Linked DNA regions of Mus musculus: region 1 is linked to region 2. Evidence: chromatin loops called from intact Hi-C (ENCODE). Cell type or tissue: gastrocnemius. All regions are shown on one strand.

Region 1 (5,000 bases), 750 kb after region 2:
CCACGTGCATTTTCTCTATTAGGAGCGCACTCACCCTGAGCAGTTACATGCTTTAAGAGAGCTTCCAGATGTTCCTTCTCAGAGGCAGTAGCTTGATGGAGCCATGCCAGCATGTCTCCCACATACCTAAAGAAAACCACCTGTTAGTAAAGACGCTCCAGGGGAAAGAGTCTAATCCTCTCCTAGGGTCAATCACTATACCTCAGCGGGTCATGGGAGTGCATTTCAATGGGCCTAGGTGTACCTCCTGGCCCTCCTCTTGTAAGAGCATCAATAAACCCACGAACAACAGTGCTTCGTCGGGCCGTTCCAAATTCATCTAAGGTATACCTAGAAGAAACACATGATGTGAGAAATACCTATTTCCCCTAACAGACACTTCAGTCTACTAGTATCTAAGATGAGCAAGACAGGAGAGCTTTATTAGGCACACCCTCCTCGAGAAGTACTATCTCGCAACTAAAAGTTATGAGTCATTTTAACACGTTGAAAATTCAGTCAAAAGGTACCAATTTTGCTCCTTCAAAGAAGGAATGCTTTGGACCAAGAGCAACGGCAGTGGTGGTGGCAGCGGTGGGGACAGCGGTGGGGACAGCTGGCCTGGTCCCACAGTGGCTAAGCATGGTGCTCCGAGCACACACCTAATTCCCAGAAGCTCATTAGAATGCTGCAGCCCAAATACCAAGGCCTTTGATTCATATTAAAAATTCTCCTTCTGTTACTCTCACTTAGCATCCAAAACAGATCCTAAATTGCTGATTGTTGAAAGCTTATTTTGACTCAAATGAGACATATTAGTTGTTCGGTACATTTATTAACTGGCTATGTATGCACAGCAAGTATCTTTTACATTAGAAGTTATTCATCATTGATGAAAATGGGGAAATTTTCTATGGTGGAGGAATGGGACTGACAGAGAAGGAAAGCTATGAAGCAGCAGGGGGATCTGGGTTAAGTGTGTGTGGATGGATGGAATCTGTTCTTGTATCCTAATATACCTGCCATCCTTTATGCCCTTTTAGAGTCCATACACAGCAAAAGTTATAAAGTCAGCAGATTCCATACCACCAATTTTGAAATCCCTGAACAGTATTCTACCAGCCTAAATATTAGAAATAAATTCAATAACTAGTGAACAAAATTTACCAAAGTTTCCTCAAGATGTCTAAAAGAATTACTTTCTTAGGCTACACAGCTTTCTGAATTATTTATAGCTATAAGGAAAACTCCAACAATGTCAGAGCATTTCTGGGTGCTCTTCCTGGTCATATTATTCCCAACTGCGAGGGAAGAGAGTGGAGTGACAGACAGTGGGAGTTAGGAACACGGACCTCTCCTGTGTTAAGATCTCTGCAGATACATCGGGGCGGGGGGAGGGGACGTGCAGGGGTCAGACAAAGCTGTGCTCTGCTGCACAATGTCTTCCATTTGCTTTCTCTATTTTAAGATAAACTAGAGCCAAAACTTCACTTCCATCACACCCTGGAACCACTCAGTGTTCAGAAGGAACATGTGTATCGGGCCTGGGGAACACTGGGATTTAACCTGTACAAGAACGAACATGAAGTCTCACTTAACATTAAGGTCAATCCTCCTGCAGGATAAATGTAATTTAGGAAAAAATAGCATGAGGCAGAAAGGACCTTCAACCATCTCTAGACATGGAACATCTTTCTTAGAGACAAATAAAAACTAAATAGGACTTTCCCAACAAAGGCCAAAATTTCAAAATGTAGCTTTTATAAGACTGAATGTTCAAAATACATAAATATTCTAAACTTCTGTTCCAAAAGCAAATCTAAAGAAAATAATACTGTAGAATCTCCTTTTTAGAATGCAACACAAATTCATAAAACAAAATAAAGCATCAGTTTTGTACAAGATCTACCTCCTGAGGGAGGTAACGTATACTCTTCAGGAGAAAGGGTTAGCAATATATTTTAATGGTGGCACACGCCTTTAATCCCAGCTCTTGGGAGGCAGAGGCAGGTGGATTTCTGAGTTCGAGGACAGCCAGGGCTACACAGAGAAACCCTGTCTCAGAAAAAAAAAAAAAAGTGTCTATACTCAGCTTTAAAAGCAGTATGTGTGCACAGCTGCTCGGCACAGCTGCTGTGATAAAAACACTCTGACCTATAGCAAACCTGGAGAGAAACGACTTGATTTTAGCTCACAGTCTGTCACTTCTGGGAAGTCAAGGCAGGAACCTGAAGGAGTTCACACCACACCACACCACACCACACCACACCACACCACACCACACCACACCACACCACAGTTGAGTGGGAAGATGCACCTACTGCTGCCTCATTTGCTGCTTTAGCTCAGCAAGCATTCTTCCCTCTTACTCCGCTCACACTCAGTCCATTTGGTGCCACCACATCCAGGTGGCCTCCTATGGCAGTTAACAGTCAGGACAATGCCACCTCACCCTGGTAGACTCTCAGCCACAGCCAGCATGGTGTGGATAATTCCACTCTGGGGCTCTCTTTCCAGGTGGCCCCAGGTTGTGTTAACAATGAAAAAGTAGTGATTGGTACAGTGGTTTATTAACAGAGCACATTAGCATACAGTTGAAACTACTAAGAAATACAAACCAGGCAACTTTCTCAAGGACTTCAACTGACATTTTCTTGTGCATGGCATTTATTCACTTGAAAGGGCTACACACTGCTTAGATGAAGTTCCTACACTGCCACCTGCTGTTAACAGGAAACATCCTACAGCTGACACAGGCACTGAGCGATGATTCCTTAAGAAAAGGCAATTTTCCCTTTCTCAGCATTCACCATAGCCTAATGAGTGGTCCTGAAACCTACTTTCCTACTCAACCTCCAAACATTGCTTACAGCCTTCCAGGTTCTATCACTCTTGGTGGTCTGTGCTCAGCAGAGCAAGTCTATGTTTCTTTTCTCTTCCTCTACTGTCCTTGTTGGCTTATAGACCCCTGCTTAGGCTGCAGTCTCGGCCTGTCTCTGCACTGGTTAGAAATGTCTTACATTCAGTGACATGCCCAGCATGAATTAGGCACCTGTGAAATGAGCCCTCCACGGCCCTGGGAAACAGGCACCATTACCATCCTCACTGCAACTAGAAACAAAGGTGCACAGAGGGTTAAGGGCTCCTTCAGGATATCTGACTCAAGAATCTACTCTGAAAGCTCAGTACCTGGTGCCTGGGGAGATGGCTCATCGAAAGAGGACCTGCCACACAACCACAGGGATCTAGGCTCAGGCTGAATGTGTGAGCTCTAGAGTAAGTGAGGGATCCCATCTCACAAAAACAACAATTATAGTAGTAGTAGCAACAACAACAATAATAATGATAAACAAAGTTCAGTGGTAAGACACCCAACATTGACCTAAGACATAAATCAATCTAGGTGCCCATCAACAGATGAATACATTAAAAATTTGGTACATATGTAGCACAGAGCATTAATAACCACAAAGATGTATGAAACCTTTTCCTTTGCAAAAAAAATGGATGGAACCAGAGATGTCATTTTAAGCAAAATAAGCCAGACAGATAGCCAAGTTTAGCAAACTGTAAAAATAATCCCCTACCTCTAAAAACCCTTCCTCTGAACCAAGGTCTGCTAGGAACTGAAGGGGCAAAGGAAGTAGGACAGACGGACGTCCCCGGTATACACGGAGTGCCTGTCTGGGAGTCCGCAGTGAAGCACTGAAAACTTTAGTCTCTGAACAAGGACAGACTGCAGCTCACACAGCACTCACTTAGAATCAAGTCCACATGTCTAGGAACCACAGACTGTAGCAATCACTGCCAGTGCTAGCAACTGCAAGGGGACTGCAAGCTGCTCTTCAGCAGTCAGCACCGGCTCATACGTGCACAGCCAGTTCACCCCTCCCCAAACAATTCACATCTTCACACCCACGACTCCCCCCCTAGTAGAATATTCTGCTCCCCCCAAGAAAACACCTCTTCAACCCGGGTGGGGCTCACTGTACACGTTTCCCTTAGGAAGTGCACCCTGATGGACATCTTCCTCACCTATCGCAGGACACTTGGGCCACCTGGGACATGGCATTCAGACCATCAAGGACCCATCCTATTAAAACAGGCTTGTGCAGGGCGGTGGTGGCGCACGCCTTTAATCCCAGCCTTTAATCACTTGGGAGGCAGAGACAGGCAGATTTCTGAGTTCGAGGCCAGCCTGGTCTACAAAGTGAGTTCCAGGATAGCCAGAACTATACGGAGAAACCCTGACTCGAAAAAAACAAACAAACAACCCCCCCACCCAAAAAACAAAAACAAAAACCAGGCTTGTTTCTATGATGTTCCGAGGTTAAAGGAGCTGAGGGAAGCGTCTGATTGCTTCCATCCCTAGCACGCAGAGCAGGGCCTACCCTGTAACATGTAGGTGCAAGCTGCAGAGGCTCTTACTGCACACAGCTGGCCTGGCCCAGCATTCGTGGTCTGTGATGGAGTCATGGAAACCTGGATGAAAGGGGACCCTCAGGGGTGGCTCTGAATGAACCCCTGGTGGTCCCCAGAGCATCAACACCTGCTGTCCTCACAGCAGCTTTTACTCTGCTCCAGAGCTTTATAAATGCACTGACTTTTGTAAGATACAGAGTTTAAAAATCAACAAGTTAAATGCATATGGTCCCCACCCAAACCATTAGTCTGATGATCTTAGCTGGCAGTTACAAGATCAGAGACCTGAACCTTAAAAAAAATGCCTGGCTGTAAATATCCTCTTGTCTTCTCAGAGAAACTATATTATAATATCTCACATGGTCATCTTCTCCCAGGGCTGCGTTGCTGTGGGGCTTTTAGTGATGTACAATCCCAAAGGAGTTGATGAGATGGCAAACTGATTAAGCCACTCAGCTGCCACATAACCAAGAGACAACTGTACTGCAGGGGCACCCTGTTCTTCCCTTTATTGCATACAGTGTTCAAATAACCTGGTGCTACACACACTGCGTGAATCTCACTGAGCAGCAGTTGGGCACGAGTGCCATGAGTCAAGG
Region 2 (5,000 bases):
TTTACATGGGACTGGGGATTTGAACTCAGGTCCTCACGCATAGCAAGCACTTTACCACTGAGCTAACTCCATGTCTATCTGCCTAGCTTTCTTTTTAAATGTATCTTGCCTTGCATAGTGGCTCACATATTCAGTACTAATAATGAGCAGGCTTAGGCAGTGAGTTTGGAGACAACTTGACCTACAGAGGAGACCCTGTCCCAAAATCAAACTCAACCAAACGCCTTAGCTTTATTTTATGTGTTTTTAAATTTACTTTGTGAATCTGGGGGTTGACTGTGGCCCTGTGCATATCGACCGAGGGCTCTCTACCATTTAGTGACAGCCTCAACCTCCTTATATTTTTTTTTTCCCAGCAAAATAACAGCTGCTCTTAGGAAGCATAACAAGTTTCCTGAAGATAAAATGTGTTTGTATAGCAAAGTGTTAGAACCCTTCTGATACATTGTAAGCACTGGGTAAAAACATCGGTCTATAACATGGACCCTGATACTGAATAGCCCATGTCTTAGGACAAAGACTTTGAAACTTTGACAAATGAACAGTTTATTTGTTTAGCTGCCTCTTGAGATTAGGATCCTTTAGTTCTTAAACGGAATTCGAGAAGGCCATCCAAACCTTCTAAAGAGCAGCCGGCTCTTTGGCCAATGCTCTGCTACAATAACAACATATCACAGATTAGGTGGTTTAAACAAACAAAATTAACTTTCTCACAGCGTTTGAGCTCAGGTCTAAAATAAACCTGTCCGAGGTTTGGTTTCTTTGGGAGGTCCCGCACCTCACCTGAACTTGCAGGTGGACCCTGCATCCACTCTGGCCATTCGTCTGTGCAAACATATCTATGTTTACATCTCCTCTTGTAGAGACAAGTTGCACTTGGGACCACCCGGATGATCTCATTTTAACTTACCTCCTTCGGGGCCCCATTATTTCCATCACCGAGGTATTTGTGGCAGGTGGAGGTGGGAAGCTGGCCTTCAGTCTGAAAGGGACACCAGAATCTTCAAACAGTCAGGTTCCCCAAGCAAACAAAGCAAAAGATAAAAACAAGTCAAAACAAAAACACAAAACAACTTACATATGCTGTGTCAATCAAAGGATGGAAGGCTTTTGCTTCCTTCTTCCTGCAGAGCTGGAGATTGGCGCACATACCTTAGGGGAAGTTCTAGGAGAGCTACATCCTCAACTCCGATAGATGCCTGGGTGATGGAGAAGTCACGGGAGCAGTCCCATCCCTGCTGGATATTAGTGCGCTGTCCTGACGTCACAAGAGCCTGCACAGACCCCGTTCTACCTGACTTTAAATTAAATGCATCATGTTTTTGTTGTTGTTATACAATTTCTTTAGCTGCTTTTTCACGTGTCTTCCCCCAAATTGACGGAAACGGGAAGTGGCAGCATTAAATAGAGGGAGGTGAGCCATTTCAGGAACACAGATGTCTCTTCAGCAGGATCCAACTCAAGAAAGGCCTTGGATCTTCTGAGGGTCAAAAGGAGCTTTCTGTGCCACTTGCATGATTTCTGCATCACAACGTGTGTGTGTGTGTGTGTGTGTGTGTGTGTGTGTGTGTATGTGTGGTGTGTGTGTGTGTGTGTGTATGTGTGGTGTGCGTGTGTGTGTGTGTGTGTGTGTGTGTGTGTATGTGTGTATGTGTGGTGTGTGTGTATGTGTGGTGTGTGTGTGTATGTGTGGTGTGTGTATGTGGTGTGTGTGTGTGTGTGTGTGATTTCTTGTGTGCAGTGGCACTTCTGCACGTGGTGGTTGAGGTTGAAATTAGTTGTCCTTCTCAGCTGCTATTCATTTTGTTTCTGGGCACAGTGGTGCCCACTGTTAGTCCCAGCGCTCATGAGACAGAAGCAGGTGGAGCTCTGTAAGTTTGAGGCCAGCCTGGTCCGCCAGTGAACTCTCGGAGAGTGTGGTAGTGTGTATATGCTTGGCTCAGGGAGTCAAACTACTCAGTGTAGCATTATTAGAGTAGGTGTGTCACTGTGGACGTGAGTTTAAGACCCTCGTTCCAGCTGCCTAGAAGCCAGTCTTCCACTAGCAGCCTTCAGACGAAGACGTAGAACTCTCAGCTCTGCCTGTACCATACCTGCCTGGATGCTGCCATGCTCCCACCTTGATGATAATGGACTGAACCTCTGAACCTGTAAGCCAGCCCCAATTAAATGTTGTCATTAATAGAGTTGCCTTAGTCATGGTGTCTGTTCACAGCAGTAAAACCCTAACCAAGACAGAGAGCAAGGGCTTTCTAGAGAGACCCTGACTCCAAAAAATAAAAGTAAATATAATTTTAATGTTATTATTGCAGGGGTGGGGTGTGAGAAGAGGTCAGAGGCCAACTCTCTCCACTGAGTTCTGAGAACTGAACTTGGGTCTTCTTGGTTTAGGAACACAACTTCCAATGGGCAACTCTTTCCAGTCCTGCACATGAAGTTGGGATGCCAAGAGTGAGAGACCCTGGAATCTGGTTCTAGCTTATGATAGATACAGGTTTGCTTGAATAAATGGCCAGCCAAGTTATGTAAATGATTAACCGTGTGATGGACAAGTTTGATTCACAGTGATGTTTATTTGATTGATTGATTGATTGATTGATTGACTGGTGTTTCTGTTTTGTCTTGTCCCCCTCAAAAGGACTGATGGATCGAAATTCTGCTGAGTTTTCCGGATTCTACCAATAGGTGGCACCATCTGCACGCCATTGCTAACTTTTTTTCCCCCCTTGCTTCCCCCTGGCAAGTCAGCTCTGGGCTCCACCGTGGGGAGTCCACCCCAGCCTAAGCTTGTTTAGGGCAAAGTCCCTAGGATCTGCGCTCGCCTTGGGCCGCCCCTGTCCCGTCAGCAGAGTCGAGTCAGAGGAAACACCACACCCTCTGGGTGGGGGAGGTGGGCAGTGATTTAGAGAAAGGGAATCGCCCTTTCCTGATCTCTGTTCCGTTTTCTGCTTCAGATCTGTATAACTGGAAGATCCAGACCACCCCCCACCCCCCCTCCGCTGATAAGTGCCAATCTGTCTCTCACACCCATCGCCCTACATGGGATGTTTGCCAGCAATTCTGATTCTGTTTTCTTTGGCTCGTAGGGAACTTAGTAGGACAGAGGCAAGAAAGGGTTTTTGGCCTCAGCCACCGGTACAGTGGCTAAAAGCTACTGTCTTTTGAAGCAACTTTCTCACCCAAACACCCCGATTGGGACCCCAGCATGCACACAGGTTCTCAGACCCTGGACACTTTTCACCTGTACCTTATAAGTGGAAATCGGGGTGCCCCTCGAAAAACCATTAATTTGTGTACGACTTCTGAAGTTCCTTAAGGGCGGTTCTAAAGCGATGAGAGAGAGAGAGAGAGAGAGAGAGAGAGAGAGAGAGAGAACCCCTTAAAATTGTATACCTCTATTGACCCACTGGCTCCGGAAAATGCTGGGACATTAAATTCAACTTTGTCACTCAATCACCTCCAGACAAAACAAAAACAAACAAACAAACACTCCAAAAAGTTAGAGGGATTTACAGGAGTGCATAGCTCTCCGTGTACAATGCCAAGACACTTAAAAGGCAGAGGCGAAGCCAAGAGTATGCTGGCTGCTGTCCAGTCAGCTCACTCTGAGCTCCCCAGGGCTTGAACTGCTCAGGTCCAAGGAAGAGATCCTAAAAAAACAGAGAAATGGGGCCAGTTAGCAACCAAAAAATAATTTAAAAAAAAAATGCCAGTACAAGGAGCCACAGGCACCAATTACAGACCATAATCTCACACCTATAAGAACAGTTAACCTGAGCCACAGGTATGATACTCACTCCTTCCACGTGGTCCCAAATCACCCTTTTCCTCCTGAGCAGAGATAGTTGTCAAAAATTAGGCGCCACACCTGCCTTTACTCCTCAAAAACCTAGAATTTCTTTTGCACCTGCTACCAACCCAGCTTACCTGCCCCTCTGTCTGAAATGCATTTTCTAGCTCTCCCAGACTCCACACCGGAAACAAATCCAGGTCCAGGGATCCTGCTCCAGGACCTGCAACGACAGTTTCCTAAGGTATGGGCTGGGACAAATCCAACAGGCTTGGCAGCGTACCACCCATACAGCCATGCCCATAAGGGTTCGGCAATATCCCATAAACCAAAAGACTAGACTAAAAATTGCTCCTCATATCCAGAGGCTGTTAGAAGCTGACATCCTCACCCCATGCCAGTTGGCTTAGATTATGCCTTCCTGTATTCCAAATCTGTACACTTTGCTCTGTCCCCTCCTCACAGACATCCAGAGCTGTATAGACAGCCTGGATGCTCTCTTGAGGATGCTCTCTTCCCCATTCCCCCTGTACCAGTGAGCCAGCTCATATTTGCCTTTGAACAGTCTGATCCAGTGCCCAATGAGAATAGCCAGCTAACCTGGACATGACTTAAAATTCCCCTAGACTCTTTGGGGAGACATCATAAAACGACTTAACCGGATTCGGGCTGTCACACCCTGGCTCCTTTCCACTCCAGCGTGTAGATGATCTTCTACAGGTAGCAGCTGCCAACCACCTCCTATTTGAAGTACACAGAGGGCTTGCTGAGCTCTGCCAAATGGAGGTCTCTAGTAGGATATAGGCTATCTGGTAGGATAGTGGTTCACGCACGGGAGGAAACGCTCAATGATACCCCAAGGGAAGCAGCCATCCTCAGGACCCCTATCCCCCAAACCAAGAAGCCGGTAGGAGAATTTCTGGGGATGTGGAACATTACAAGCTGTGGATTGCTGGGTTTGCTGTAACTGCCCCAGCCCATTATTCTGTCATGGAAAGGCAGGAGACTCGCCTTTTAAAAGACAGAAGCAGAGGAACAACCTTTCCAGAAACTAAAGTAGACTCGGACCAGAGCCTCAGTTTTGGCCTTACCAAATGCCATGTCCGCCATGATTTATCAGAAGAGAAGCCTATTAGCTACAGAAACAAACACTGAGATGTTGGGAGGTGGTTTTTGTGCACTGTGTATTCAGATGCTGACCAGATTTGCC

The links. Hi-C counts contacts between places; a loop is a spot of excess contacts. Peaks named below come from ENCODE experiments on the same cell type or tissue, not always from the same donor. Only the 100,000 strongest peaks of a DNase experiment are listed, where the experiment ranks them.
Region 1: a loop joins it to region 2, with 12 times the contacts of the local background. A loop is called at or near these places in 23 of 42 quality-filtered maps.

The regions. Positions count from the first base shown.
Region 1 is chr3:53,002,212-53,007,211 of GRCm38, forward strand. It overlaps Cog6 (component of oligomeric golgi complex 6), which reads right to left. Exons shown (of 19, transcript NM_026225.3): 9 at 202-330; 10 at 35-126. Among named protein-coding and RNA genes, the nearest start is that of Cog6, 13 kb to the right of the region's middle. In gastrocnemius, a CTCF peak has its summit at 2,701 (motif pointing left); no DNase peak of the experiment used is centred here.
Region 2 is chr3:52,255,158-52,260,157 of GRCm38, forward strand. It overlaps Gm30125 (a long non-coding RNA gene), which reads left to right. Exons shown (of 2, transcript XR_375648.1): 2 at 1,131-1,339. Among named protein-coding and RNA genes, the nearest start is that of Foxo1, 11 kb to the right of the region's middle. In gastrocnemius, a CTCF peak has its summit at 2,683 (motif pointing right); DNase peaks (open chromatin) are centred at 2,770, 3,084 and 3,583; H3K4me3 peaks cover 1,019 bases; H3K27ac peaks cover 1,730 bases.